Linked DNA regions of Homo sapiens: regions 1, 3, 4, 5 and 6 are each linked to region 2. The links are chromatin contacts, found by Hi-C or POLR2A ChIA-PET in ENCODE. All regions are on one chromosome and are shown on one strand. Each heading gives the region's core, a stretch centred on a gene start or an enhancer-like site at or near the end of the contact. The rest is flanking DNA. Distances are from core to core; before and after follow the strand shown.

Region 1 (4,920 bases), core at 1,579-4,078, 560 kb before region 2:
CTGTGGTCAGTTTCAGCTGGCCAGTTCTGCTCTCTGGAAACTTCAGTGTTCAATATTTAAATGTGTGGTTTTGTTTGTTTGTTTGTTTGAGATGGGGTCTCGCCTTGTCACCCAGGCTGGAGTGCAGTGGTGTGATCATAGCTCACTGTAGCCTCAAACTCCTGGGCTCAAGCAGTCCTCCCACTTCACCCTCCTGTGCTAGGATTGCAGGTGTGAGCTCCCATAGCTGGTCTTATACAAAAAAAAGTGTTTAATGTTTTCATGTCAAAGTTAAAACAAAGTGCTTGTACATGGTTTTTTCAAACAGTACACATAGATTGTGTATACAGTGCAGAAAGGGAAAGCTGTCATCCCTTCTACTGGTGGCCCCTGAGGTTTTATTCCCTAGGGGGATAACCGAGTGTGTAGACAGTTGTGCTGTGTCCTGCTGACATTTTTCCTTTTTCCTTTTTTTTTTTTTTCTTTTTTTTTTTGAGACGGAGTTTCGCTCTTGTTGCCCAGGCTGGAGTGCAATGGCGCAATCTCGGCTCACTGCAACCTCCACCTCCTGGGTTCAAGCAATTCTCCTGCCTCAGCCTCTGGAGTAGCTGGGATTACAGGCACCTGCCACCACACCCAGCTAATTTTTTGTATTTTTAGTAGAGATGGGGTTTCCCCATATTGGCCAGGCTGGTCTCGAACTCCTGACCTCAGGTGATCCTCCTGTCTCGGCCTCCCAAAAGTACTGGGATTACAGGTGTGAGCCACCGCGCCCGGCCCTGCTGACATTTTTCTGTGTCCATGTGCACCTAGGTGAGCACACAGAGCTGATTTTGTCTGGGGAAAATGGGATCCTGCTATACACACCATTTTGCAGCCTTTTGAAAAATTCATTAATGTATCTCAGACATCCTCCGTGACAGTCACAGTGCCTACCATTGTATATGTCATCATTTAGTAATTTCCCACTTACTGATGACATTTTAAAATTTTTCATTAAAGAAGAGCTGGGCTCAGGCGTTCACACCTGCCATCCCAGCACTTTGGGAGGCCAAGACAGGATGATCACTTGAGTTCAAAAGTTTAAGACCAACATGGACAACATAAGGGGACCCTCTCTACAAAATTTTTCTTTTTTTTGACGGAGTCTCACTCTGTCGCCCAGGGTGGAGTGCAGTGGTGCGATCTTAGCTCATTGCAAGCTCCACCTCCCGGGTTCACGCCATTCTCCTGCCTCAGCCTCCGGAGTAGCTGGGACTACAGGCGCCCGCCACCATGCCATGCTAATTTTTTTTATATTTTTGGTAGAGACGGGGTTTCACCATGTTAGCGAGGATGGTCTCAATCTCCTGACCTCGTGATCCACCCGCCTCGGCCTCCCAAAGTGCTAAGATTACAAGCGTGAGCCACCGTGCCCAGCCAAAAAAATGTTTTTTTAATTGTCCCAGCTACTCAGGAGGCTGAGGCAGGAGGATCCCTTGAGCCCAGGAGTTGGAGGCTGCAGTGGCTATGATTGCACCACTGCACTCCAGCCTGGGTAGCAGTGGAAGACCCCATTTCTAAAATAATAATAATAAAAAATTCCTTTTTTATACTTTAATATTCACTTATCATAAAATAAATGTTTTAGTTAAAATGTCATAAAGCTAGAAATGAACTCTCTTAGGACCCCATCCTTCAAAGACAACCTGTGCTTTCTTAATTGCATTGTAAATGTTTTAATAAAGTAATTTTTTTTTTCATTTTGCTAGCTAGCTAGGTAAAACATTTTCATGGTTTAGGACTTAAAAGGAACAAAAGGGTATATAGTGAAAAGTTGATCTCCTTCCTACCCCGAACTAGTGTTAAGATTCTTGAATGTCCTTTCAGGTATGTTCAGGCAGACGCATATATTTACACACATACAATGGAGCCAGCTGTATACACTGTTTAGTACCCTAGTGTTCCTCCCTGGCTCCCCAGCAACGTATTTTGAAGATCTTTCCATTTCACAAGTATGGCTGCCTCATTCCTGTTGATGGCTGATAGTATCCTCTGCAGAGATACCGCCGTGGATTTAACCAGTCTTCAGTTGATAGGTATTTGGGTTGTTCCCCTTTTTATTATTATAAATTGTTCCTCAGTAAACATTTGTATATATGTCATTTTGCACATGTATGGGTCTATCTAGAAAAACTTACAGAAGTGTAATTGCTGTGTCTAGGGGGATAATTTTGATAGCTGTAGCTCAGCTGTTCTACAGCCCACTGCCCTTGCTATCTCCAGTAGCTCCCGTGGGAAGTGGCCTTCCCCAAACCCTCAGCAGTGCAACTCAGGTGTTTGGATCTCTGTCAGTTTCACAGCAGAAAAATAGAATCTCCTTGTTTTAATTTGCGTTTCCCTTATGAGAAGGGTTTAGCATTATTTCCAGTACCTAAGCTATTGGAATTTCCTTTCCTGTGAGCTGTATGTTTATAGCCTTTGCCTGTTTTCCTAATGGCTGTTGTTTTTCTTACTGATTTAAGGACTTCTTTAGATATTGAAGGAGGGTATCCTTTATATGTGATATGAGTTATTAACAGTCCAGTACATACATTTTAACATTAAGTTCAGTACACTTAATGAAGAATCACAGAATTTGTTTTTTCTTGCACTGAACACCTACAGTGTGTAGCACTGATAAATGCTTCATCCCCCCCAAGAGTAGAGCCACTGTGTAAGGCTGCACTTGTTATGTACTGCAGAAGCCAGGGGTGCCATCAGTAGACCTCATTGTGAGCAGGCCCGTGTCCCAAATTGCATGGGAGCCCCTTGTCCACTAATTAAAGATTGACAAGTGAAAGGCAGCTTGCTTACCCGATGTAGCACTTGGCAGCTCTCAGAGGCAGCCTTGGTGGTTTCACTGCTTCATAGTTCAGTGCCCCCAGGGTGAGTGCAGCATCAGGGATGGACCTGCCCACGTGAAACCAGAGAGGCTGGTCTTTGGCAGTGGCTGTGAATTGTTGCCACCAGCCGTGTGTAGACAAAAGTCAAGTTGGAGTAAGTGGGGAGAGGTCTGTATAATGCAATGCAAGTTTTTATGACTTGAATTAGTTAAATCTGCAGCCCAAAATTTCATGAAAATAAATATTTAAAACATTTTATTAAAAATTAAATTGACAAAGTCATATTAGAAATTAGTATTTCAATTTTCCCAACTCTAAGTATACTGGAATAAATTGCCTTAAAGTGAAAGAGTGAGAGTGTATTTAGTAAGTCTTGGTTAAGCCTTTTTGGTTTACATTCAGAAACAAGAAAAGAATGACTGATGTAAAATGTCATGACCTGCAAGTTAGGTCGTTTCCAATTCTGCTTTCTTCAACATTGAGTTGTTGGCCAGGTGCGGTGGCTCATGCCTGTAATCCCAGCACTTTGGGAGGCCGAGGTGGGCGGATCACTTGAGGTCAGGAGTTCAAGACCAGCCTGGCCAACGTGGTGAAACCCTCTCTCTACTAAAAAATACAAAAATTAGCCGGGTGTGGTGGCAGCACCTGTAATCCCAGCTTCTCGGGGGGCTGAAGCAGAATTGCTTGAACCCAGGAGGTGGAGGTTGCAGTGAGACAATACCGTGCCACTGCACTTTAGCCTGGGCAACAGAGTGAGACTCCATCTCAAAATAAATAAATAAATAAATAAACAAAATTGAGTTAAGTGACAGATGATTGAAAATACTTTTTTTTTTTTTTTTGAGACAGGGTCTTGCTCTGTCACCCAGGCTGGAGTGCTGTAGCACAATCTTGGCTCACTGCAACCTCCATCTTCTACGCTTAAGTGATCCTCCCACCTCAGCCTCCCGAGTAGCTGGGACTACAGGCATGCACTACCAGACCCAGCTAATTTTTGTATTTTTAGTAGAGATGGGGTTTTGCCATGTTGCCCAGGCTTGAAAATACTTTTTGATAATAGCTCACTATTTGATTTTTGGGATGTAACTCTGAAGACAATCAAAGAACTGAATGACATTGTAGAACATAATTCATTCCCATTTACATATATCTGTGGACAAGATTTCTCATATATGTAAAAATTAAGAGGAATAGAATTGATCCCAAGCCTTGGCCCTTTCTGGCAGTATTTAATATTCACCCTTGGATAAATGAATTAATAGGAAAAAAATAGATATAGATAGGTAGATAGATAACATTTAATACTTTGTAATCACAGGAAATTAAAAAGAATCAACTTCAACTGATTGGAATTATTTCTGATTTTTAATATATTCTATCAATACATTTAACAGAAGAAGAGTTTTTTAAAGTGATTATATTGTTTCCAGAAATTAAAATTATATCATATGCAACTATTTGACTTATGAAAAATAATAGATGTTAACTTTAAAATAAATGAGAGGTATCTAGTATCTAGTTTTTTCAAATGTTCATTAGCCAAGTGTAGTGGCATGTGCCTGTAGTCCCTGCTACTCAAGAGGTTGAAGTGGGAGAATCACTTAAGCCCAGGAGTTCAAAGCTGCAGTCAGCTAGGGTGGTGCCAGTGTACGCCACCCTGGGTGACAGAGCGAGACCTTGTCTCTAAATAAATAAATACAGATGTTCACAGCAATGTATGAAAGCCATTGCATTATATGAAACTCGTAGTGCCCAGAAAACCAAAAACAAAAATTAGTTCCTCCCACTCCTACGTGCATCTGTTCATATGGACATACAAACCTGTGTAATTTTTACAGCTGGGAAAAAAATGCTTCTGCTAGTGAAATAATCCATTTTAAAATGAGATAAAATGAAAAATAGGATTTTAAATTTAAGAGCCAATCTTTCAGATTCAATTTTTTTTAGGTAAAGTAAGATATACATAAGCCTGTCTGGCAAAAATGCACCATTATGGGGCTGGCCCGGTGGCTCACACCTGTAATCCCAGCACTTTGGGAGGCCGAAGTGGGTGGATCACGAAGTCAGGAGATTGAGA
Region 2 (4,695 bases), core at 2,062-4,561:
AAACAGAATTAAAGTTTCAAAACCAAACTTGTACATAACGTATACCCCTTTACCATTTCATTTCAAATCTGTATCTCCCCTCCATCCCTCCTGCCACTGCCTAACAGAAGCTCATCATGTCTCTTCAGGTTTACTCCAACCGACTACTGCCCTGTGCTGCGTGCCTACACTTTCCTCATCCAGTCTGCTAGCAGTCAGAACGATCTTGCTAACAAGTAAATATGATCAGCCCAGAGCAGTGGCTCATGCCTGTAATCCCAGCACTTTGAGAGGCCGAGGCAGGCGGATCACCTGAGGTCAGGAGTTCGAGACCAGCCTGGCCAACATGTCGAAACCCTGTCTCTACTAAAAGTACAAAAAAATCAACCGGGCATGGTGGTGTGTGCCTGTAATTTCAACTACGCAGGAGGCTGAGGTAAGTGAATCACTTGAACCCAGGAGGCAGAGGTTGCAGTGAGCTGACGTCGCACCACTGCACTCCAGCCTGGGCGACAGAGCGGGACTCTGTCAAAAAAAAAAGAAGCAAATATGATCATGGTATTTCCAGACTTACAATTCCACAATGAGTTCCTATTAAACAGCTCAAATTCCTTAGTCTGATCTAGGCTCTGCCTTACTCTCCAGCATCTCAACTTCACACCAGTCTCCAGGCTAAACTGTGGGTGGTTCTCTCAGCATTCCCTCAGTGCCTTTGTGCACTCCCTCCTTGCTGGAACAGTAATTCTCTTCACCTCCCTTGTCCTCTTCCCCTGGCCAATGTCTTTCAAGACTTAGGTGAGGTCCTCCCTCCCTCGAGAAGCTTCACCAGAACTCCCATGTGTACCCCTTTTTGGGAAATACAGGACTCCTAGGTAACTCAACTCCACAAGACCCTGTGCTTCAAGCTAGCTTTACATGTATCACTTTAACGTTTTCATCAGCTTACCTATTTACAGGGCTGCATCCTTAAAAACTGGGACTCCTGTCTTTTAACAAGAATCCTCAGTGTCTAACACTAGCACATAACAAGCATGTTATGAACGAATGAATGAAAATATGGAACTACAATGAGGCCCCAAAAGAATAAGCCCTAGAGTGAGCACCTCGAGGGTAGGAAACTTGCCAGGAGCATTCTCTGCTGAATCCCCAAGGCCAGGAGCAAAAGCTGCAACTCCACTGGGGGTCCGGGCATATTTGTGGAATGGCTGAATGGATGTTCTAAGGCCACAGGAGAACACATAGCTCAAACTTCCTGACTTGCTTTCCATTACTAACTTTCTTGGTTTGTGACCTACTTTTACTGTAACACCAGTGTGCATGCCATGGTTTCTACTGACCAAACTAATGGTCTTGTTTTCAACTAGGAAAAAATAATATGAGCATTGACCAACCAAGGAAACTACAGGATTCCTCGGTAAGAATCTATAGAAGGATTTCCTTATCTTTTTGAAAATGCATGTGAAATCTCCAGTGGATGCGAGTTAAGTTCATTTTTCTGGAAAGAGGAATCACAATTCTCATTGAATTTTCAAGGATATTAATGATACCAAAGAAAATTAAATTTCTTAAACCAAAATGTTAAGCTGAATTAAGTTATATTCACTTTTCTCTTTTCAAATCTATTTCGATATATAACCTATCCCTTAGAGAGACAGCAGCCTCTGCTAAAACAAATGTAACTGGAGAAGATGCAGCTGGCAGGCTCTCTCACATGAAGATTCCTACCAGAATTTGCGTTTCAGATTGTCTATAATTGGAAGAGTCCTTACCAGCATTCTTTAAAACTTAGATCCCTATTCTAACATACTCTGTATCATGGGAATCAGAATATTTATACTTCCCACTAATGTGTTCAAGAAGAAAACGTTACTTTCTGAACACATTTTTCACTGCCATCTAATTAAATGGAAAGGGGAAAAACCCAGGATCATCCATTTACAGGAAAGCCCGTCTTTTACTTTACACAGAGAGAACCAAACATCAGAAGCAGCATTAACTTAACCGTCACCAAATTCAATCTTGGGAATAATACGACAAGGATTAAACGAAGGGGAAAGCAGTTACATCATTTTAAAAGAGATAAAGTTTTGTTTGAATTAAAAGGTAGTCTAGTTGACATAAAAAAAGCGAATCACAGGTGTTTATACTACATATTGCATCTATGTGAGCTGAACAGGCACGATTAGGGCGATAGGCATCGGAACACCGTGCCCCCGGGGAGGGGATGAGGGCACTTTCTCAGGGCAAGGAAAGGCTATTTTGATTTGAGGGGGCTTGCAAGAGGGGATTCATTTGTGACACCCGTCTGGGAGCACACATGAAAGCTGCGTTTCACTGTAGGGAAAGTATACCTCAGTAAGGAAAACTATAAAGAGAATGACACGCTATCACTGGACGAACACAAGCAAAGCCTCTTTCGTTCCGGGAAGGTTCTATGGGGGCCGAACCCACGCTGGGCGCTGCTGGGCCACGGGGGAAAATGAAGACGGAGGGTCCCGAGAGCGCTGCCCTCGCCAGAGGCCACGAGCCACCCCCAACCACCGCGGCTCCGCCAGGAGAGCGAGCTTCGCCTCGCAGAGGGCTGCGGCGGCCGGCCCGGCGCCCAGAGCGGCCTGCTCCCACAGGTCCTGCGCGGGCGCCAGCTGGACCCGGACGCCGCGGCCCGGCTCGCCCGCCCCCGCCCTCACCGCTCCCGGGGACGCCAGCTGCCCACCCGGCCACAAAACACCCGGCCAGAGAAAGAGCTGTCCGCGAGCAAGAACCAAGCACAGCGGCGTGGGAGCTACGGCGAAGCTGCGGCCCGGGGGCGCGCGCCCGAGCGCCCCCACGGCTTTCCCAAGGACCCCCAGACCCGGGCCGCGCAACGCTGGTGGCGCATCCACGCGCTCCCCAAGAAGCCGCTGTGGCACCGCCCTCCAGAACTAACTGCGCTTGCGCTAACCATGAGCTGCTCAGCTCAAGTATGCTTTTTTTTTTTTTTTTTTTAAACCAAAAGGAGCAAGAGAGCGGTCAGCGCAGGCGCGCCCCTGACGCGGACCGCGCCGCCACTTCCGCCCCGAGCGAGAGGCTAGAGGCGAGAGGCGGGGGAGGCGGGAGGGACCCTGCGGACAGGGCACGAGTCCGGGTCTCGGAGGAGGTCGGCGACTGCCGCGTGGGTCCGCGACTCACCAAGTACAGCGGCTGCCAGCGACGCTGAGTATCCAACTCTTCGAACTCCCGCTCGATGGTGGTGGGCATGGCTGCGGGAGCGAGCTGGCGCGAGCAGAGCCTGCGCCGGCGGAGAGGCTCAGGCCCCGCACGATCCGGGGAGAGCGCTGGCGCTGCGGCGCATGCGCGCTGCGCGCCGCGCCCCGCCCCCACGCCAAGCCCTGTCGGCCGTGGGGAAAGTACCTGGAGCGTCGGACGTCAGCGCGCAGACTCGGCGCCCGAGCGCGGCGCGAAGTCGGCGGCGGGGCGGGGCGGGGCGCTCGGGGGGCGGGGCTCGGGGTGCCCAGGTGGGAGGGGGCGGGGCCAGGGGACCACCCGGCGGCCGTGGTCCCTGCGCGCGGCACGAGGTGAGCCGCCCCTTGGGCTTGCGTCTTCCGACAAGAGAGAGGCGGTGGTCCGTGGGTAGCGCGGGGTTACTGGAATGGGACTCCCTGAGGAAGTCCCCTGAGAAGTCGCCGGCACGCTCCGCCTTCCTTCTTGCTTCCCATTTCTCGTTTTCTTCTCAGCCTTCATAGTTTTTTAAAGTGCTGTATTTGAATATTATTTTAAACATCATCTAGGTCAGATTAGCGGCCTGTGACCAACTTGGAAACAAATTCCTCATTCTTTTCTGCCCTGGTGTCAGCTCCTGTAAGCCTGCAGATTTTATGCCAAATAAACCGCTGGAGCAAAAGGAAAGGCAGCCAGCCTCTCCCGGAATTTGGGAGAGGGATACCTTGTTAAGAAAACGTTCTACAACTTACGAATTAGATTTAACTGTAAAAAATAGCACGTCCTCTTTTACCAAACAAACGTACTAGTTAGGGAAATCATCTTGCTTCAGATTTAAGATAGTTCTTTTTTAGTGCTTGTAATATCCTGCTATATAATCTTCATAAGAAACGTGAAGGGTTAGGAAAGGTTTAGCCGTGCTGTCCAGTATTGGGATTTAAATTTTAAATATTAACTTAATTCCTCAGTGGCACCAGCCACATTTCAGGTGTGCCATAACCATGTATGGCTAGTGGCTGCTATGTGGCAAAGTACATATGTAGAACGTTTCTATCATCGAAGACAGTTCTTTTGGACAGAGCCGGCCGAGAGGATTACAATACTTGGGGCAGAAAAGTGTCCTTAATCACATAAAATAATGAAAACCCTAGCCAGAAAAAAAAAAAAAAAAGTTGGCTACGGAAGCTAGAAGAAATCGTATTAACAAAAAAGCAGTCAGCAAGCTTTCTACTTACATAGTATGATTTAGAGATACAGGAAAGCTTCCCCCGAAAGACCCCACAATGTCTAATGGTCCTTGGTTCTGAAATTCTGTCATTGAATCTGATTATTTTGATTAAAGGCATGGTATCTCCCAGAATATCCTGTGAATGTTCGCATTAGTCTGCTCATCAGATTGCTTTCCAACCAAAAAATACTGTGTTCTACAAAGGAGGAGCATCTTTATCTCAAAGCAGCAGTTCTTATCGCCAAGTATTCAGCATCTCTTTGGAATTCATTTGTCAGCCTCTCTGGTTC
Region 3 (4,377 bases), core at 776-3,275, 680 kb after region 2:
TCTTTTCTCCTTTCTCGTGCCCCTGTCAACAAGCAGACAGACAAAAGGGTTCTATTGTGGCTCATGCCGTGAGCATAACCTTTCTCTGCCATGGGAAGGAGATGGGTGTGCTCAATGGTGGCAGAGCTCTGTACCTGCACCTCACTTTGTGTGTGGAGGGGAATTGGGATTTGTGTTTTGTAGCCTCTAGGACAGAGCTCCTCCATGCTTGCGGGGTCGCACATTTTGGACGGGGCCTTAAGGAGTTTGTGTTGATATTCAAAGGAAGAATTCCATCAGCGTTGATCAAACGTGGCTCTGAAGACTGTGACGATGATGTCCCATGTGGCATTAAACACAAGCCGAGCTGCTGCTCCAAGGCACGCCATTCGTCCATTCGTTCAGTCCAACAAGCCTGGGCCATGAATTTTCTCTGGGACCCGCATCATCTCATAGTGGGGACACAGAAATGCTCCCTCCCAGCCCCTGCTCCTGGGGCTGTGGTGTCTGGTAGAGAGGGCAGGTGTCTAACATGGTTACAGTTACATCCGCTTGGTGGGACTTGATGACAAGACTAACGGGCAGCCAATGAGACCCCCGTCAGTGCTGGGGAGATAGTAGGGGAAAGGGCACTGAGCCAGGACAGTAAGCTATCCCTTGGCTCCTGTTCCTGTCTCTGGAAGGTCAGTCTGTCCTGGAGGAGAAGCCAACACCCATCTCTGTTCAGCACAACGGGCATGAGTTTTCTTATATTTTCAATAAAGAGCATGCCTTAGACTTTTTTTTTTTTTTGAGACAGAGTCTCGCTCTGTTGCCAGGCTGGAGTGCAGTGGCGCAATCTTAGCTCATTGCAACCTCCACCTCCTGGGTTCAAGTGATTCTCCTGCCTCAGCCTCTCGAGTAGCTGGGACTACAGGCGCCTGCCACCACGCCCGGCTGATCTTTGTATTTTTAGTAGAGACGGGGTTTCACCATGTTGGCCAAGATGGTCTCGATCTCTTGACCTCATGATCCACCCGCCTTGGCCTCCCAAAGCGGTGGGATTACAGGCACGAGACGCTGCGCCCAGCCAAGAGTATGCCTTATATTAAATGACAGCAGGTGTCTCTTGGCCCAGTGGAAATAATTGATGTGGTGCTATACTATGGCTTTATGTCTTTATCCTTGACACATGGGTTCTCCCCACAGTCCCCCAAAAAGAGAGGATTTAAATATGTATAGGTTTACTTACAAACATCTGCCCAAAGGGTATTAGAGTAGCATGGAAAGTGGAAAATCATTTAGACTTGTTGAACTTCTGCTTTGTGCTGAATACTGTGCTAGAAATTCAATGGACTCAGTGTCCCTGTGAGGAGAGGGTCCTGCTGAGCTGATGGGGAAGCGAAGCCCAGCCTGGTGCAGCCTGGCCTGGAGTCACACAGCGTGTGTGAAAGAGCCTAGAACCAAGCCGCGCCTGGCCCAGGGGGGAAGCAGCCCTGCCAGTGCACGCAGACTTGTTCCCGTGTCACTGACCTCATCCTCATCGTGGGTTGCTCTGGTTTGCCTTGGTCAATATTAATCATTTCCCCCTGCCTCCCAGCTTCACTAGTTTAACTATGACGTGCATGTGCTTTTGTGGGTACCCTAAGAGTCCAGGGGCGCTGCTAAGAAAGACAAATACACACACGTAGGGAAGAAACACAAGTACCTTGCGTCTTCCTAATCTAACAGTGTCTGGATTGCTTCAGATTCCTGGAGTAGCTGGACTGAAGGCAGAGATGAGGGGCTTGTTGACCTGGGAGCTCTTTATAGCTAATGCTGCTCGGCTTCAGTTCCTGAGGCCTGCTGCCGTAGGGCCTGCCTGCAAACGCACTGTCACCACCCCCCGCCGCTGCAGCCCCCCAGGAGTTACGCTTTTGCAGAAGACCCAGCTGCCTAAGTAAAATTAAACACCCTCAAGCTGTTTGAGGCTCTTAAAAACATTTTCTCAGCACTGAACTTCTCTGAAGATCTGAGACTATTAGCACAAAACCAAGAGTTCTCTCTAAACTGCTTTTCTCTTTCCCCTGAATGCAAATGAACTTCCCCTGCTGGTTTCCATTCATCTGACAGGTCATAATTGTGACGTTGGTAAAATAGAGAAAGTTCCCTTTTGAAAATTGAGCTATGAGAACTTTTTTTGTTAAAAAAAAAAAAATAGAATATTTGCTTATTTTAAAAATAGAGTGACACAGTGATAATGGTGTCATCATTTAAACTCTACCCTATAAACTCTAGTTTGGACATGTCTTGGCTTATTGGAAATAATGAAAGTATTAACGCTGTGGATTTTTTGTTATAGTGGGTGTCACTGTTAGGAATTGTGAGTCACAGACATCTGGTCATCGTGCCTTCAACCCACAAGCAGTTATTGCCTCACATTAGAAACAAGTTTGGCCGGGCACTGTGGCTCACACCTGTAATCCCAGCACTTTGGGAGGCCGAGGAGGTGGGGGGTGGGGGGATCACCTGAGGTCAGGAGTTCGAGACCAGCCTAGCCAACATGGCGAAACCTGTCTCTACTAAAAACACAAATATTAGACAGGTGTGGTGATGTGTGCCTGCAGTCCCAGCTACTCAGGAGGCTGAGGCAGGAGAATCACTTGAACCTGGGAGGTGGAGGTTGCAGTGAGCCAAGATCATGCCACTGCACTCCAGCCTGGGTGACAGAGTGAGACTCCGTTTACAAAAAAAAAAAAAAGAAAAAAACAAGTTTGCAGAAGGCAGCATGGGGCTGGTATAGGGGCCCCACTAAGTCCTCGAGGATCCAGGTTATCTCTTTCGGCCCCACTCTCCCAGCACTTAGTGTCCAGCTCTGAGGTTGTTTCATGGTCTAGAATGGCTGCTGGAACTCCAGCCAGGACACTCACACTGCAGTCTGGACCATGGAAGAAGAACTGAAGTCCAAAATGATACATGCCTCCTTCCTTTAAAGACCCTTCCCAGAAGTCCCACACACCGCTTCTGCCACTGTCTCCTGGCCAGAACCTCACCGTAAGGCCACACCAGCTGCAGGAGGAACTGGACAAGGTTCCAGTCTTGCTAAGGAAGAAAGGGAAGGCAGAATAAAAACGAGTGCACTTCACGCCCCACATCAGGACCTGTGGCCTTCGTTATAATTTAGGGTCTCTGTATCACAGTAGACAGACCCCGTGGTTAGAGGCCTGCTGAGTGTAGGTTTCAGGTCTTCCTGTCTCTTACCTTATCAAGTTATTTAAATTTATAACATAGCCAAGCGTGCGTCTATCCAGGAAGTGTGTTCACATCTAGTCAGCATGGTCATCTTGAAGGGCTCAGGGAAAGACCCTCATACCCCACCTTCACCAATCCCTTGGTCATGAAGGATGTTGGCTCCTCTCACCTGCACCCTCTACCCAATGTGATGTTTGTAGGCACCCCATGAATAAACATTTTATGAATGAGTTGATATTAGTGGATTACACGAGCAACTACATCATTTGAAAAAAAAAATGATTATAAGAAGCTAAGAGAAGTTGTGACACTAATCCAATACTGAGATGCTTGTTTTAGATGATGTCATACTTTCATAGCAGACACTAGAGAAGCGCCCTTTGCCCTCCTCCCCACTCCTGGGGCCTTCCCCACACGTGGCCTCAGAAACTTCTTTCCCACGCTTGGGCCTCCCAGGGCCGCCCCATCCTGCAGGCTCAGGGGCTCAGACTCTGAACTATTAGCTCCATACTAGCCCTGCGCTATCTGGGGAATAAAACACTCTCTGTACTCTTGTCTCTATAGAAAAACTTTTTTTCAGTTGCAGGATAAGCCAATTAGAAATGAATTTTGGGCACCAAACTGATTCATAAGTCGGATGTTGCTTATCTTCACTTTACTTTAAAATGAATTGCTTTTATGTGTCTTTCAAGGAAAAAAATATTCTCAAAAAATCTGTAGCACTAATGATTAGCCTTACTTTGGGCTAATTTCCCTTTTGATAGAAACGAATGATTGTACCAACAACTTAAATTTCCCTTGGGGCTGGGCACAGTGGCTCAAACCTGTAATCCCAGCACTTTGGGAGGCCAAGTTGGGCAGATCACTTGAGGTCAGGAGTTCGAGACCAGACTGACCAACATGGTGAAACCCCTGTCTCTACTAAAAACACAAAATTTAGCCAGGCTTGGTGGCAGGTGCCGGTAATCCCAGCTACTTGGGAGGCTGAGGCAGGAGAATCGCTTGAACCCGGAAGGCAGAGGTTGCAGTGAGCCAATATCGTGCCACCGCACTGCAGCCTGGGTGACAAAGTGAGACTCTGTCTCAAAAAATAAATACATGAAAAATAAAAAATAAATTGCGCTTGGAAGAATAAGAAGTTATTTATATTTAGTTTTTTGTTTTAAAAGTATGCATGGGGAAGCAAGA
Region 4 (4,763 bases), core at 1,012-3,511, 730 kb after region 2:
CTCTGAGAGATAGAGAGCCAAAGAAAGTGAGAGACAGACAGACTGGCTGTGGGATGAGAGCCTCAGAAGCCACCACTCTCCCCTGTGGAAATGAAGGTTCCATTCCATGTGCAGCTGTGTTTTTTTTCTGATGCACTTTCCTAAATTAATAATGTGGAGGTGGAGGTGAGGGTGGATTTTAAATGAATCCTATAGGGGGAATTATGGCTTATGTATGTATTTTTTTCCATTTATAGCATGGCAGAGGGATAGACTTTTAAAAGGTTTATAATTGCTCTTACTCCTCTGCTGATTTTTTAGAAAATCCTGTCAGTCATCTTTGATCAGAACATATTTAGGTAAATTTCTTTCTGAAGAGATCATGAAACTCTAGATTCTAAAATGCGTGGTGAGAAGTAATTGTAGTGGATGAAGGCTTGGGCTTTCATAAAGTGAGGAGATGCCACTCCAGCTGGACGGGCTCGTGGAGTCTGCATTCGAGGGATTCCCTAGTCCGTCCAGTCATCACGGGCTGCTGCCCGCCTGCCCGTGCCGTCCAAGGCACCTGGCCTTGGGCCGGTATCAGGTAGCCGCGCCTGGGTCACACCTGCCCTCCACGTTCATCTCTCCACCTACAGATCATAGGGACCGTTTCCTCATTTTATTGTCATGCAAATGTTGTACATAAATACATGGCTATAAACAGGCAGCTCAGAGTAACCAGGAGGCTCTTTTCTCAGTGACAGATCACACCCTCTTAGAGTAGTAATTTTTGAATAATTGTTGCAAAATATGAAAACCTTTAGCAAAACTCCAGCACCACTGAAGTCATCAGGAAGTGTTTGGGAGAATACGTGTCTGTGCTGGATGCTGTTGAAGCAGGTCAGGCCGTTGGGGTCCCTTCGTTCTTAGGGCTTCTCCACCAGCTTCTAAATGGGGAATGCCAACTTTGTGCCAGGCACACACTACCTGCTGAGACACTGTGGATGAACAAGGCGTTGACCCAGGGCTCACTCTGTAGAGGAAGAAGACCAGAGAATGGATACCACCAAGACAGTGATAAGTGCTGCAACAGGGTTCAGAGCTGCACAGGAAGTCCCCAAAGGTAGTGAACCCATCATCGGGGCTTAGGAAAGAGCTTTTAAAGGAAGATAAAGCCAGCAGGTGACGCCAAAAACTGGGTATTTCTGTAGGGTAGCTTTTTTCCCTTTCGTTCTACTTGTTGTACTATACAGTAGAGTAGCCAACCCACCTCCAAGGAAAATAAAATTCAAAATATATAATGTAATCAGTATGATGATAGCTCTTATTGTTTTGCTTCTGTACTTCAAGCTGTGAAGTCATTCTTGTAACACAGGCTGAATTTTCCCCCTCAACCATGGTGTTTAATGAGTGTGAATCTTCATTCAACCATTAAAATCTCCAAGAGTATTTTTATACTAACAGTTCACAAACTTGAGGCAATTATAGTCTAAGTAGATTCCAACTCCTGCCCCCACCCGTCTTCCTGCCACCACCGCCGCCCGGTCTCTGGAGGATCTTGGAAAGAATTTACCAGCCTTTAGGAACATTCAGCACTTTAAAAGTGTCACAGAGCCATAAATAAAGAGTAAGACACCCCTAAGACTGTCATCTCATCACCACACCCGTCTCTGCTGAGGAGGACAGAGACAGGAAGGAAATGCGACAAGTTCACTGTGCAGTAGCCAAGCAGGCCCAGCCAACATGTGGGAGGGTGGGTGTCTGTCCCAGCGGTGGGGCAGGAGGCGTGCAGGGGAAGGGGCTGCCTGGAGGTAAGGCTCTGCGGTCAGCCAGCCCTGGGTTTGGTGCTCCAGGAAAGGCCAGCACGTAGGGGAGTGAGGTGGGGTGCTGCTGTTGGTAGGGTAGGAAGTGACCTCGCAGGGTGGGGCCAGGGCTTCGTGGCCAGTGGGCGGCCATTTCTGTGACATTGCAATGTTCTGCGTGGATCGTTTTCTGGATTCCTGCCAAGGTGTTTACTTGGCCTGGGGAAAGAGAGGAACGCATGAGGGGCCCAGACCTTGCCCCCTGACCCATGATAGGGTCTTTGAGGGCATACATAACACATCTGGAGCTTAAAAAGAATTAAACTGTAGAAATAAGACTTCAGTGAAGGATAATATATTAGTGGAGGAAAGACCAAATGGAAGATGGTGTTAACCATCCCACAAATAGAAATGAGTGTTATATTAGGAGCCTAAGGTGGGACAACCACACTTCCCCAGAGCTCTTTAAAAATAGCGCAGACACTCATGCCTCTAGTATGATTCAGTTCAGCTCCTCATTGAACCAGGGAAGAGACCGACAGACTTCACACCACTTCTTCTGTTCCTGTAATTCTCCACTGTGCAGCTTGGGATTTCCTGGAGATGTTTCCATAAAAATAGAGAGATGCCATCATCACTGTCGTCACTGTCACTGCTGTACAATAATAAAAGAAGGTGCTAGGATGCCTTCCTGTAAGTTTTAGACTAGATGTATTAAAAAGTATCCGGTATTTCCATTGCAGTGACTCATCTGTTACAGCATCATGAACTACAGCGCCGTAGAAGGGGGATGTGAACGTTTGACTTTGGCCTCAACTTCTTTCCTTGCGTGCCCTGCTTTCTAGCACTCTTCTGTGGACATCTGTTACTGTTGAACAAGGAAACTCAACCAGTGGTCTGTGTTCAGAATCCGTGTTAGGCGTGTAGCATCTTGGAAGCCCCAAAGCATCCTATTAATTTTCTAAGAATGCTACTATTCCTGCGGGTTTTATTTTTCTAAACTTTCTGTTTTAACAGTTCTTCCAGAATTCATTTTCTTCTTAGCCTCCCCTTTCCAGCCCACTCCTCCCCAACCCCTAAAAACGAAACCCAAACCCCAGGTGTCTTTCCTTTCTGTGGATGCTGGGCTCCACGCACCACAGCCACCTCCCTGCCCTGCCACGTGAAAACAGGCTGTGGGTGTTTAGTGGAATTCTCCTGTTTAAAATGACTGAGAGGGTGTGGGAGGACAGGTGGGGGGGGGGGGGTTGCCACACACCCCCTCGTGAGCTTGAAAGGGGGTCATGGAGGGAGAGGGCATCTCAATGCAGGGCTCAGGGTCTGGGAATCCTCACACACGTTTCCAAGAACCTGTTGACTGCAGTTTTCACTTTGAGGATCTCCTGGGCCCTGCCTGGGGAGGCTTTGTGGCCCTGAAGAGAGTACAATGCTCATCTTTTCTGTTGCTAGTGTTCTGGCTCCTGTGACTTAAAGACGAGAAGGAGGTCTGTTTCCACTGATGGGTTTTGCCCAGAGTCCCCAGAGCAAGGCTCTGCCGCGTGTGTGGGCCCCGCACCAGACCCTGACGCCCTCAGGGGAGGGCTTCGGGAGCACCCACCGGCCACCGTCACCTGCAGCCAGGGACCAAGCTGCTGCAGTGAGATGACCAGGCTGTGAGGATGGTGGTCTCTGGGACCCAGGTATCCCTGGGTCTTTGTTGCCTGCAGGAAGAGCTGCCTCCTGTGCCCAGGGCTGAGTGCCTTCATGGCTCAGGCCTCATCAGGCTGCCGCCACCCCAGGGCACCCCACGGGGCCACTCGATTCGGTTTGCAGGCTCCTGAGGACAGTGTTCCTGCTCCCACAGCCTCTGAGCATGCCCATGAACTTGACCTGCCCCAGGCACCATGCCACTAGGGTGCCCGTGAACCCCCAGGGCCGACGCTCATCCATGTGCTGTAGATGCACCTGCCACGGCTGGGCATGACTCATATTTGGAGCCTCAGGGCAACAGCATGGTGCAGGTGTCCCAGCAGGGCAGGGCGGTACCTGTGTGTGGCAGGTTTATAAGAAAGCAGTCCCCTTAAAAAGAAAGATGGTGGGGCCTTTACTTTTTTTTTTTTTTTAAGAGACAGGGTCTCGCTATATTGCCCAGGCTGATCTTGAACTCCTGGTCTTAAACAATTCCCCCGTCTTGGTCTCCCAAAGTGCTGAGATTCCAGGCACGCCTGGCCTGGAGTTTAGTTTTACAGAGAGTAATTCCATGCACTGTTTCATACAACTGAGATCTTTCTTATCCTTGCCTGAATTTTAAAATCAGATATATTAGCTCAGAAGATGCACACCTTTCAGTCAATATCACATGTTCCATGTGCTGTGTCAGACCAAAAGAGGAATAAAATCCAGAGCAAATAAAGATCTAACATAAAATTCAAACTCCAAAAATCTTAGGAAAAAAATATGTTTAGAATATTAAAGAGGACCTTCCCAATCAAACAGGATGTTTAGAGGCCATAAAGGAAAAAGAGAGTATTTGATGGCATAAAAGTTTATAGCATCTATAGAGAAACTCATGGTGAAGTTTCAAGAAATGACTGGCTAGGGGAAATAGTTGCAACATGTAACAGACAAAGATGTGTAACCATAATATGTAAAGATTTCATATAAATACATAAGAAATAAATGAGAAAACTATAAATACACCAATATGATTATGAAAAAGAGAAACACAAATTACCATAACCATAGGGAAAGATCTGAAATTACCAGTAATTGGAGAAATACAAATTAAAATGAGATACATATTTTTGCCATCAGATTGTCACCAGTTAAAAGGGCGAGTCTCCAGGGTGAATGAGGGCATGGGGAACATGCCTTCTTCCTGGGACAGCCTAAACGAATGCAGCCTTTACAAAAGGCAGGTTCTCAGTAGCCATGAGGATGAAAAGTGATTATGCCCTGGGTCCAGAAATGTCACTTTTAGGAGTCTTTCCTACAAGTATACTGACAAACGTGTGCCAGCCA
Region 5 (4,876 bases), core at 1,562-4,061, 600 kb before region 2:
ACCACACCTGGCCACAAAGTCTTTCTTGAAAGACAAGTTCAGCCTTCTTGTTACTAATTTGTATTCTCTGATAAATCCGATGACACCACAAGCAGCCATGGAACTCACGACAGCCCCCACACTGGAGGCACCGCCTGCTAGGGACCCTGTTGTGGGTGCTGGGGGCAGTGGGCCCTCCTGATGAGACAGCTGCCCAGGCTTGGCTATCGCATCCCCATGGGCTCAGTCACTGCTGAATGTCCTGCTACTACCTTAGGAAGGGAAGGGATTTCAGTAGCAGGGCCCCTAGAACAGCCCAGCAGCCGAAGCCCAGGACACAGCACACCTGTGCGGGTGCGGCCATCTGCTCCACACAGAGCTTGCCAGCCACTCAACAAGCAGGCCGCACTTCAGGTGGCTCATGGGAGCCGTGCTTCTTGCGGTGGTCTTGGGCCAGCAGCAAGGGGGTCCTCAGGGAGCTCACAGAGACCTGCTCCTGGCCAGACCCACTGCCACGGCAGCTGCATCTGTGCCAGCCCTGGGACACGTGCACTCTGAGAGTCAGACAGCCATGCTCTAAATGTCAGCCTGGCCTCCTCCGAGTGCCTTTTGGTGGGGGGAGTGAAGTATTCCCATCCTGTCTGTTTCTCACTGGCCCAAAATCCCAAGCTAAAGCCTCCCCATCTGCCTCTGCCACAGGAGTCTGCTGCGGTTCCTGTCCTACTCCGCCCAGGTGACGGGACAGTTTCTCATCTATCTGGGCACATACATGCTCCGGGTGCTGGATGACAAGGAAGAGCGGCCATCCCTCCGGTCACAAGCCAAGGGCAGGTTCACGTGTGGATAGGGATGCAGGCTGTCGCCGGCTCTTGAGCCAAACACTGTGTTTCGTTTGGCTCAATGACGAATGTTGAAGATGCTTTTATGTTCTGAGCCACATGCACTTGGAGGCCGCTGGTCACGCTGCTCAGGAGTGGTGCCCAGAAAAGGAAAGGGCTTGGTGGTACATGAAGTGGGGGCAGTGGGCAGGGTGCCCTGGGGGGGAGGCATAGAGGGCCCTGGGGGTCATGGGAAGCGAGCACGCAGCAGGCGTGCCCAGGAGCGTGTGCATGTGTCAGAGCCATTTGGTCCATCATCTCCTGCAATAAACCCATCGCAAGAATGACCTTCAAGATGTGTGACACTTCCTGTGTCTCCTTTATCTCTCAGAAGAGCAAAAAGCAAACAAAACAAAACAAAACTATCAGAACAGCAAAAAAAAAAAAAAACTTTATATAGAAGCAAAACTCATCCAGGAATATTCTGCTAACAGATATAATCTCTCATAAGTCTTTATTAGTGCCACAAAAATAACAAGCTGCAAAATGTTATTGTATGTTTTTTTCAAACATGGATTTTTAACAGGCTCAAAGGGGCCCTCACACTGAAGGACTCAAATTGTGGAGGTCTTCAAGGACTTTTTTACTTTTTCACTTGTGAAAGTGAAAGGACTTTACTTTTTCAGCCTCTTTTTTCTTTTTCTTCTTTTTTTTTTTTTTTTTTTTTTGAGACAGGGTCTAGCTCTGTCACCCAAGCTGGAGTACAGCGGCCTGATCTCGGCTCACTGCTGCCTCGACCTCCCTGGGCTCAAGCCATCCTCCCACCTCAGCCTCCTGAGTAGCTGAGATTACAAGTGCACACCACCACCCCTAGTTTTTTTTATTTTTGTAGAGATGGGGTCTTGCTATGTTGCTCAGACTGGTCTCAAACTCCTAGACTCAAGCAATCCTCCTACCTGGGCCTCCCAAAGTTCTGAGATTACAGACGTGAGCCACCACACCCGGCCCAGCCTTTTTCTTAAAAACCAAAAAACAACTGCTGCACCCTCAGCTGCAGATTCTGCCTGCAGCCAGGTGGGGCACCGCGTTGCCAAGGTGGAGCTGTGCCTCATGCTGGCTCAGCTGCGAGGAACCTCCTGTCCGTGGCTGGGATCTCTAGCTGCAGGCACAGCTGGACGAAGGCAATCAGACAACATTGTAAGAATCTGTCTCCCACTCTCTTGGATCTGATTCCCTGCAGGGAGGGGGGACCCCCTCAAGTGGAAGCAAGTGCAGACCTCAGGCCCTGCAGCAGGAAGCTCTGGGCTACACCTTGTCCCCCCATTGGATGTCCTGGGTTACACCTCATGCTGCAGACACAGCAGCTGGTGGCTCTGCCAGGCTGGGCCACACACTGAGTCCTGGAGCCACCCCAAAGAGAAATAGGGTGCTGTTCCTAGAATCAGGGGGAACAGATGCTAGAAGAAAAATATTTCCTGATTAAGAAATGATGCCTTGGAGGCCTTTTCCTTCCCTAGCCACCAACTCTGGCCACAGAAAGACACCACAGTGTGTCCCGGAACCCTAGAGGAAGAAAAACTCTCCCCTCCCCTACCCCCTTCCCGGGGCTCCCAGCTGCTGCTCAGCCGTTCCCGGCAGGGATGGTCCTCCCTTCACAGACAGTTTGCAGTCCCCTTTGAGAGGCCCCGTGACCGGCGCTGAGTCCTGGGCTCTCACTGTGTCTGAGCCAGTTCTTGGAGAAGCTGGGCCAGGCCCCACAGCAGGACAGACAAAAGGAAAGGAGGTGGCGTTCCTCAAAGCACAGGCTCTTCTTTCACACTGCGAAAAAAACAGGCACTTTCAGTATTATCCCTTCTTGCCTTCCAGAATGAGCTGCGCTGCTGGTAGAGCGAGGGTTACAAAGAGTGTTCAGGCACAGGCCGTCTGCTGTGACTTCAAAACATTTCCTATATAAGGAGCTCCTGACCGCCCTGCCCACCTCGGGCCAGCAGGAGAGGAGGTGAGGAGGAGGGCTGTAGCCAGGCGTGTGGCCGGCCTGGCCGAGGGGCGCTCACTCCTGCCTCTCACTGACTCTGGGCTTGCGTCACTTCCCAAGGATTCCACCGGCCTGGGCAGTGACTGCCTGGCTTCCAAAAAAGGAATTTTCACTCCAGTGCCTGATCCTGTTGACTCAGCCCCTGCCCTCACTCGCTGAGAGGCCCTAGGCCTACGTCCAGATGGTGGGGAAACTGTGGGGGCCCAACCTGTTCGAAGGGAGGAATTGGGGAAGGGACGGGCTGGCCTTCTCCCCATGGGAAAGGGGAGGACATTCAGAAGGACCTCTTGGCATTTGGGAGCTTCTGAAGGAGCTGCGGCCACCGCCGCCCTGTCTCCTGTGCCCATGATTCACGGAGTGGCCCGGGACAGAGCAGCCTCTTCGCAGAACCCTCAGGGAGGCTCCAGGCCTCAGGGAGGAGGCAGCAAAGGTTGGTTTTGCTATTGTCAAAGTCTTCAGTGGGCCCTTGGCCAGGAGACTGGTGGAATTGAAACCCACTCCCTTAGGGGAAGGGTCCCAGCAGGCGTGGCTGTCTTGTCTCTGGTTCGGATTAGGTGACAGGCACTCCAAATGTGACACTTTCTCGTTCTCATCTTAGTTTCTCTATCATCTGCATTTAGCCCGCTAGCTCAGACCAGGATGTGCCCCATGCAGGTGAGGGTGGGTGGGGAGAGCCAAGGCACTCCAGCGGGCTCAGGGCCTGGACCCTGTGAGGCCTGGATGCCGCCTCCACCTAAGCCTTCAGCTGAACCCCCAGGGTGGCGTGTGTGTCCCTTCAGGGGCTGAGTGTTCGTCTGTGTGTCTTTGATGGGGCCAAGCAGAAGAGCTCGAATTGGAAATTATTCACTTCTAGAATCACAATTCAGAAAAAAAGAAATGGTTCCCATGAGCCCAGGTTTCATGCTCCTGCAGTCACTACATGGACCTGGACGTCACTCCTATGACCTCTTTTTCAGGCGCACAAACACAGGTAGCTGCCATGAGCATCCCACGCGCATGCGTCCTGGTGTGTTTCTGCCACATGATCCGTAGGCTAGATTCAAGGAGCACTTTCTGCCAGCAGCAGGGAACAGAGTGCAGGCCTGGGATGAACTGAGGACATCAGAATGAAATGCTCTAAGAGCCATGATCTCATGGCCAGAGACAGACTCTGGCTAAAATCACCTGTAGTGACCAGACTTCACAGCCCAAACCACTGTCTTCATCCATAAAATCAGGATCCAATCGACTTGGTCCAGGAACTCCATTCCCAGACAGATTTTCTTGGCCCAGATTTTAAAAATGTAAACACGGTCCCTCTTCCAGCCAGCACTTTTCAGCTGGCCAGCCACAGCTTGCCCTTCTCCTGCACCCCAAGGAAACTGTCACCACCCGCCAGGTCAGGAGCCCAGCTCAAAGCCATGGCGTAGGCCTCTTCAGGACTAGGATTCTAAAACGGGGGTCCATTTCCCCAAAGGGAAGTTCTCCTTTCTCCTCATGTGATGAGGTGGGGGCGGCTCATCAAGCCACATGTGGGGGTGGGCCTCCACCCAGGATGGCACTGTCCCCACACAGGGTCTCCTGGCTCCCACTCCCTCCTGTGTTATAAATTGTAGGGAAAGAAAACTGTGGCCAGCACCTTTCTCTACCATCACCTCCACGGGGACAGCTATTCCTTGCTAGAATTACCAGGCCCCCTCCAGCAGCAGAGGCCATGGGGCTACCTGCCTGCCCTCCAGCTCTGACAGCCAGCTCTCAAGTCCCAGTGGGCCAGGAGGAGAGCTCTGTCTTCCCCAAGATTTTATTGTATTGTGGCAAAATCAACATAACTTTTTTTTTTTCTTTTGAGATGGAGTTTCGCTCTTATTGCCTAGGCTGGAGTACAATGGTGTGGTCTCGACTCACTGCAAACTCCGCCTCCTGGGTTCAAGCGATTCTCCTGCCTCAGCCTCCTGAATAGCTGGGATTACAGGTGCGTGCCACCACACCCAGGTAATTTTTGTATTTTTGGGGTTTCACCACATTGGCCAGGCTAGTCTTGAACTCCTGACCTCAGGTGATGCAC
Region 6 (4,906 bases), core at 354-2,853, 700 kb after region 2:
TACAGGAAGCCTTCTTCCACTCTCTCTTCTTCCCACTGCTTGGCGCTTCCTCTCCTCTCCTGAGCTGAGCTGTGATGATTCTGTGATAGCCCTGCCCAGCTGGTTTGTAGCTATCTGCTATCTGTCTCCTCTTCCTTCCCAGACACTTCCAGCTTGTCTGAGAACAGGAGCTCATCCGTGTTGTTCCCCTCGGTGACTAGCACTGCACCTGGCGCCCAGGAAGACTTAGCCAATGGAGGAATCATAGGATGGCTCGGTGGAGGGATGGCTACAAAACCTGTCTTTTCTCATACTCATTTCTTGTTAACTGTGCACAAATAATTCCATATTACCACTTCTTATTGTGCTTAATCCTAGGGTAAATTTAAGTTAAGAGTGTGCTGTGGGGAAGAAAGGCAAGTTGTCTGAAGATTATTCTGCAGTGAGAACTTTGGATCTGTCTCCTGATACACTGTAGAACCAGGATAAACCATAATTGTCCAAATCCTTCAGGGCTTTCCTTCCAAATGAAGTGATTAACTTCTGCGGTAAACTTCCTCTTGTCCAGGCTCCAGGCTTCGTGCTGGGCCTGACAGCACTCAAGCTTTGCTGCCCACGTAGGCAATTAGGGTGTCCTTATCCTTCGGTTCCACTGCCTGGTGAAATATTAGATAACGAGGACAGAGCTTATCTTACACGCGTCTGAGCTGACAAATATGGCAGCCTTTCAGCAAAAGGCAAATGCAGACGAGGCCTTTTCCCTGGCTGGAATAAGAATGAGCCTCATGCGTGTCTGGCCCCATTGCCGATGGTCAAATGCACTCGACATGATTTCCATAGCACCCAGACAGCCTGAGTAGCTCATATCTACCTGTCTAGTCAATACATCAGCTTTGCTGGGGAGAGAGCAGGAGTTTGTCACTGGGGCTCATTTCTAATGCATCAGGAACAAATCTGTTACTGGCTCTCTTTATTCTGGCATGAATACTGTAAGCTGCATGAATTTATCTTCGGTGATAAATAACAGTGCCTTCTGGGTTCTGTTTTTTTAAAGGGGTCTTTGCTAAGCCATTAATATTGAGGTGAAGAGAGAGGAGAAGAAATGGATTATGCCTGACCGTGGAGATTAGCAGCCTGCTCAGGTGAAGGGTGGCCACACTTATTAATGCACTAATGAGCAAGCAGGGTCATTCTGATGATTAGTAATTTTGGCAACATAACTTCTGCCCCAGATTTGATTAAGCCTTCATACAGACTTCCTCTTCCAGGAGATTATCTTTTCAAAGCACATTTGGTTTCCCACTCCCCCTTTCAAGCCCATTAGGAAAATTAAAGCATTTAATTTTAGTGATGAATTTTACTGATACAGACAACTGCTTTTCCAGATTTTCTCCAAATGTAAGCACAATTGCTACATCAACCAAAATACCTCTTACTGAACACAAACTGGCGTTGTGTGGAGATTGCTGATTCCTGGTAATATATTACAGAATAATAAGCTCTGTGTTGGAAAGAATATATATATTTCAATATTGAACCAAGCCAGGGGAGCAAATTAAATAGGAGAACTGAAAGTTAGCTAATATCTGCAAACTTACTTCCTCTTAAATGAACTTGTCCATCAAACCTTCAGATTTCCCCTACTTTCTCCCTTAAAGAAACAGATCAAAAATATTTCGTGATGCACAAGCTAGCTAATGTCACACAGCTGAAGCACTGGAGTGAATGAAAGTTGAAGATATGGCAGACTCCTTGAGGCTAAAATTACTGCAACCTAGATGTTGAAAAAATACCTAGTAAAGAATAGAAACTGAGGGCGGGGCATGGTGGCTCACACCTGTAACCCAGCATTTTGGGAGGACAAGGCAGGCAGCTCACTTGAGGTCAGGAGTTCTAGACCAGCCTGGCCAACATGGCAAAACCCCGTCTCTACTAAAAATACAAAAATTAGCCGGGCGTGGTGGCAGGCGTCTGTAATCCCAGCTACTGGGAGGCTGAGGAGAGAGAACTGCTTGAACCCGGGAGGCGGAGGTTGCAGTGAGTTGAGGTCGTGCCACTGCACTTCAGCCTGGGTGACAGAGCAAGACTCTGTCTCAAAAAAAAAAAAAAAGAATAGAAACTGAGAAGGGCTCTGAGGGCTCTGAGTCACAGCTACCATTTTACCTTTCCCCTGCCAACCAAGTGAAGTCAGATTATGACAGTCGCTGTGCCATTGTGAGAAGAGCCTAGGAGCCCTGAAACAGACACACATCCATATATACAAGGATCTCTGACTTTAAGGCAAGTCAATCTCAAAACAATCTGGATACCTTAAAAATCAGGGGGGAATCGTTGAGAGGCCAAGGTAGGCAGATCACTTAAGGTCAGAAGTTTGAGACCCCAGCCTGGCCAACATGGCAAAATCCCGTCTCTACAAAAATACAAAAATTAGCCAGGCATGGTGGCGCACACCTGTAATCCCACATATCAGGAGGCTGAGTTGGGAGAAACCCTTGACCCTGGGAGGCAGAGGTCGCAGCCAGCCTGGGTGACAGAGTGAGACTCTGAATCTAAAAAAAAAAAAAAAAGGAAAAAAAAATAGGGGGGATCAGTATGTGTATGCACCCCTGTAACATCACACTGTATCTACTTGCAAAGAAAAAAGGGGTTGGGAGTTCCAAGTCATGGGAGTCAGAGACCCAGAGAAATCAGATTGCCTAGGAAGCTGGCAATATGAAAATATTATATGTTTATTCATTTTCTTTTTGGAGGTTTCCACTCTTGAAACACCACCGCTTCCTTGGGTCAGAGGGTTCTCAAACTCTAACATACATCAGAATCTCCTAGATGGCTCTGTAAAACCCAGACTGCTGGCCTCATGCCCAGAGCTCCCAGTAGATCTGGGTGGACCTGAAAATTTGCATTTCTAACAGGTTCCCAGGTGATGCTGATGCTGCTGTTCTAGCAACCACACTTTGAGAACCCCTGCCCTAGGCATTGCATTCCAGAACTCTCTCCATGTTAGACAGTCTCACTCTCATTTAGTTTGTAAATATTGAGCCCTTACCAGATGCCAGGTACTGTGCTAGAAGCAGGGAATCCCAGAAACACCCTGCCTTGGTCTTTACCGAGAACAGTCGACCTGTCAGATTCCCTCACAGAAAGGACCCCAGTCACCCTCAGCCTGCATGCCCGCTGAGTGGAAGACCTGCTTATTCCAACGTCCACACTTCGTTTCATAGGGTGGAATCTTCAAGACATACAGGCTTAGACAATTTCAATTACTTGCTTTTCCTTATAAGGCAGACCTCTTTCCCACCTCCAATAGACACATGATAGTAGGTTTTGCAGACTAACCTCTCTCTTGGATGGCTGGGCCTTGCATAGACTTATGGGTCCTCTGATCCCTTCTGGGCCACTGTCCCAGTGGGGCTATTTTTCTCCAATCTTCAGGACTGTTGTTTATGATTGAGCCTTTGCTCATTCATAATCCTGCTTACTGGTATCCAATCCTTTGTTTATTTCCTTAGCTTTAGAATGTCTACAAAAAGGGGGGAGGTCACTTTCAATCTTGAAAAGTTAGTCCTCAAATAAGTTTATGTAGTAATAGCCGGTAGCTGATCTTGAATCTCTTTCATATAAATTGGATGGCTGTTTCTCTACATTGCCAACAATTTCTTTATTTTAGACTTCTGGAACACCCTGCATCTGGAATCCAGAAAGCCTTTTTGTATGAGTCGCACCATTTTCTTGGTTCCTGTAGAGGATGTGGTGCTGAGATTATTCATATCGGGAAAAAAAAACCATTCTCAGAAGAATAATTTCTTTGTCCTCCTGTCCCATTGAGAAGCTTTGTGAAAATACTGTGAAAAGACAGAATTATTTTGGCTTGAAGCTGAAAGCTGGTGACATGTATGCTCTAAGTGGTCTCACTGTGCGTGGGTAAGGGGCCTGTGGCTTCTCTAGCACCTGCTTGGGAGGGGCTTTCTTCTCCTTCTCCTTTTCAATAATTTCATCTTGAACCTCTCTATTCTGAATGGACCAGTGGGAGTGATACTTTTTTACACAGAGATTTATACATAACATAACAAATTTGAAGGCTGGGAAATGAATCTATTGATTTCTTCATTTTCTGAAAATGTTTGGAATTTTATCTTTTTTCAGTGAAATATTACAAATAAATTTACAGATGGGGCTTCATTAAGGAATGTATTTTAAAATATGTGATCAAAACGATTCATTATTTTTTAAATTTCAGTTTCCTCCCTTGCCCTTAGCATGTTATTTTTTTTAGGGTCTCTGGTTGTTACCTCACCAAGCGAAGGGACAGCAAGTTCCTTTTCTCCCTCTGCTACTCGCCGGGTGTTTTTGTACGCAGCTTCCATTTCTGAAAACACTTTTTGGCCTCTGTGTTCTTAGGATTGAATTGTTCTTGTGCTGTCGACACAATCCACTCATGTCACCGCTAGTTTCTTGAAACTATCTTGACCTTGTTTCAGAGAAAGTGGCTTCCCTAATCCTACAGTCCAGCAAAATTTACATTTCATGATGCACCCGTTCAGCTGTGTGCTCACTCAGAAAGCTCTGCGGAATCATCTAGCACTCTGCCATCTTTTTCCTTTTCTTTTTTTTTTCTTTTTTTCTTTTTTTTTTTTTGAGACAGAGTCTCGCTCTGTCGCCCAGGCTGGAGTGCAGTGGCGCTATCTTGGTTCATTGTAACCTCCGCCTCCCAGGCTCAAATGATTCTCCTGCCTCAGCCTCCCGAGTAGCTGGGACTGCAGGGTTGCACCACCATGCCCAGCTATTTTTATTTGTTTATTTTCAGTAGGGATGAGGTTTTGCTGTGTTGGCCAGGCTGGTCTCGAACTCCTGGCCTCAAGTGATCCACCCATCTCAGCCTCCTGAAGTGCTGGAATTACAGAAATGAGCCAGCATGCCCAGCTTGCCA

Evidence for each region. Hi-C counts contacts between places; a loop is a spot of excess contacts on that map. ChIA-PET counts read pairs that join two places held with the same protein, here RNA polymerase II (POLR2A). Pooled maps may share reads with other maps.
Region 1: a map of ascending aorta shows a loop between it and region 2 (2.0-fold over the local background). The contact joins the enhancer-like site here to the promoter of PTPN2 in region 2. A Hi-C loop is called at or near these places in 1 of 168 maps with a recorded cell type or tissue (ascending aorta) and 3 of 50 pooled maps. POLR2A ChIA-PET finds 5 or more read pairs at or near these places in 4 of 52 experiments (AG04449, AG04450, Panc1 and 1 more).
Region 3: a map of B cell shows a loop between it and region 2 (4-fold over the local background). The contact joins the enhancer-like site here to the promoter of PTPN2 in region 2. A Hi-C loop is called at or near these places in 2 of 168 maps with a recorded cell type or tissue (B cell and GM12878), 7 of 37 single-sample maps with no recorded cell type and 6 of 50 pooled maps. POLR2A ChIA-PET finds 5 or more read pairs at or near these places in 3 of 52 experiments (GM12878, T-cell and activated B cell).
Region 4: a map of B cell shows a loop between it and region 2 (4-fold over the local background). The contact joins the enhancer-like site here to the promoter of PTPN2 in region 2. A Hi-C loop is called at or near these places in 1 of 168 maps with a recorded cell type or tissue (B cell), 8 of 37 single-sample maps with no recorded cell type and 11 of 50 pooled maps. POLR2A ChIA-PET finds 5 or more read pairs at or near these places in 2 of 52 experiments (GM12878 and WTC11).
Region 5: a loop to region 2 is called in a map of prostate gland, with 4 times the contacts of the local background. The contact joins the enhancer-like site here to the promoter of PTPN2 in region 2. A Hi-C loop is called at or near these places in 1 of 168 maps with a recorded cell type or tissue (prostate gland) and 3 of 50 pooled maps. POLR2A ChIA-PET finds 5 or more read pairs at or near these places in 7 of 52 experiments (A673, AG04450, Caco-2 and 4 more).
Region 6: a loop to region 2 is called in a pooled map, with 4 times the contacts of the local background. The contact joins the enhancer-like site here to the promoter of PTPN2 in region 2. A Hi-C loop is called at or near these places in 2 of 37 single-sample maps with no recorded cell type and 2 of 50 pooled maps.

The regions. Positions count from the first base shown.
Region 1 is chr18:12,318,688-12,323,607 of GRCh38, forward strand. All of the region lies in intron 3 of TUBB6 (tubulin beta 6 class V), which reads left to right. Among named protein-coding and RNA genes, the nearest start is that of TUBB6, 13 kb to the left of the region's middle. RefSeq lists an enhancer at 1-357. Within about 2 kb of position 2,829, at least 2 of the 41 ENCODE cell types and tissues checked have a DNase peak (open chromatin) inside an H3K27ac peak, as active enhancers do.
Region 2 is chr18:12,880,926-12,885,620 of GRCh38, forward strand. It overlaps PTPN2 (protein tyrosine phosphatase non-receptor type 2), which reads right to left and starts at 3,312. Exons shown (of 9, transcript NM_002828.4): 1 at 3,148-3,312. The coding sequence starts at 3,216. RefSeq lists silencers at 2,515-2,854, 3,235-3,524.
Region 3 is chr18:13,565,611-13,569,987 of GRCh38, forward strand. All of the region lies in intron 4 of LDLRAD4 (low density lipoprotein receptor class A domain containing 4), which reads left to right. Among named protein-coding and RNA genes, the nearest start is that of MIR4526, 43 kb to the right of the region's middle. RefSeq lists enhancers at 1,058-1,685, 1,267-1,346, 3,367-3,516. Within about 2 kb of position 2,026, at least 19 of the 41 ENCODE cell types and tissues checked have a DNase peak (open chromatin) inside an H3K27ac peak, as active enhancers do; they include B cell and GM12878, where a contact is called at or near this core.
Region 4 is chr18:13,613,255-13,618,017 of GRCh38, forward strand. All of the region lies in intron 4 of LDLRAD4 (low density lipoprotein receptor class A domain containing 4), which reads left to right. Among named protein-coding and RNA genes, the nearest start is that of MIR4526, 4.5 kb to the left of the region's middle. RefSeq lists enhancers at 540-1,057, 1,997-2,046, 2,077-2,146, 3,084-3,585, 3,207-3,256 and 1 more. Within about 2 kb of position 2,262, at least 8 of the 41 ENCODE cell types and tissues checked have a DNase peak (open chromatin) inside an H3K27ac peak, as active enhancers do; they include B cell, where a contact is called at or near this core.
Region 5 is chr18:12,276,445-12,281,320 of GRCh38, forward strand. It overlaps CIDEA (cell death inducing DFFA like effector a), which reads left to right. Exons shown (of 5, transcript NM_001279.4): 5 at 679-1,151. The coding sequence ends at 826. Among named protein-coding and RNA genes, the nearest start is that of CIDEA, 25 kb to the left of the region's middle. RefSeq lists enhancers at 1-451, 1,253-4,876. Within about 2 kb of position 2,812, at least 28 of the 41 ENCODE cell types and tissues checked have a DNase peak (open chromatin) inside an H3K27ac peak, as active enhancers do; they include prostate gland, where a contact is called at or near this core.
Region 6 is chr18:13,584,333-13,589,238 of GRCh38, forward strand. All of the region lies in intron 4 of LDLRAD4 (low density lipoprotein receptor class A domain containing 4), which reads left to right. Among named protein-coding and RNA genes, the nearest start is that of MIR4526, 24 kb to the right of the region's middle. Within about 2 kb of position 1,604, at least 3 of the 41 ENCODE cell types and tissues checked have a DNase peak (open chromatin) inside an H3K27ac peak, as active enhancers do.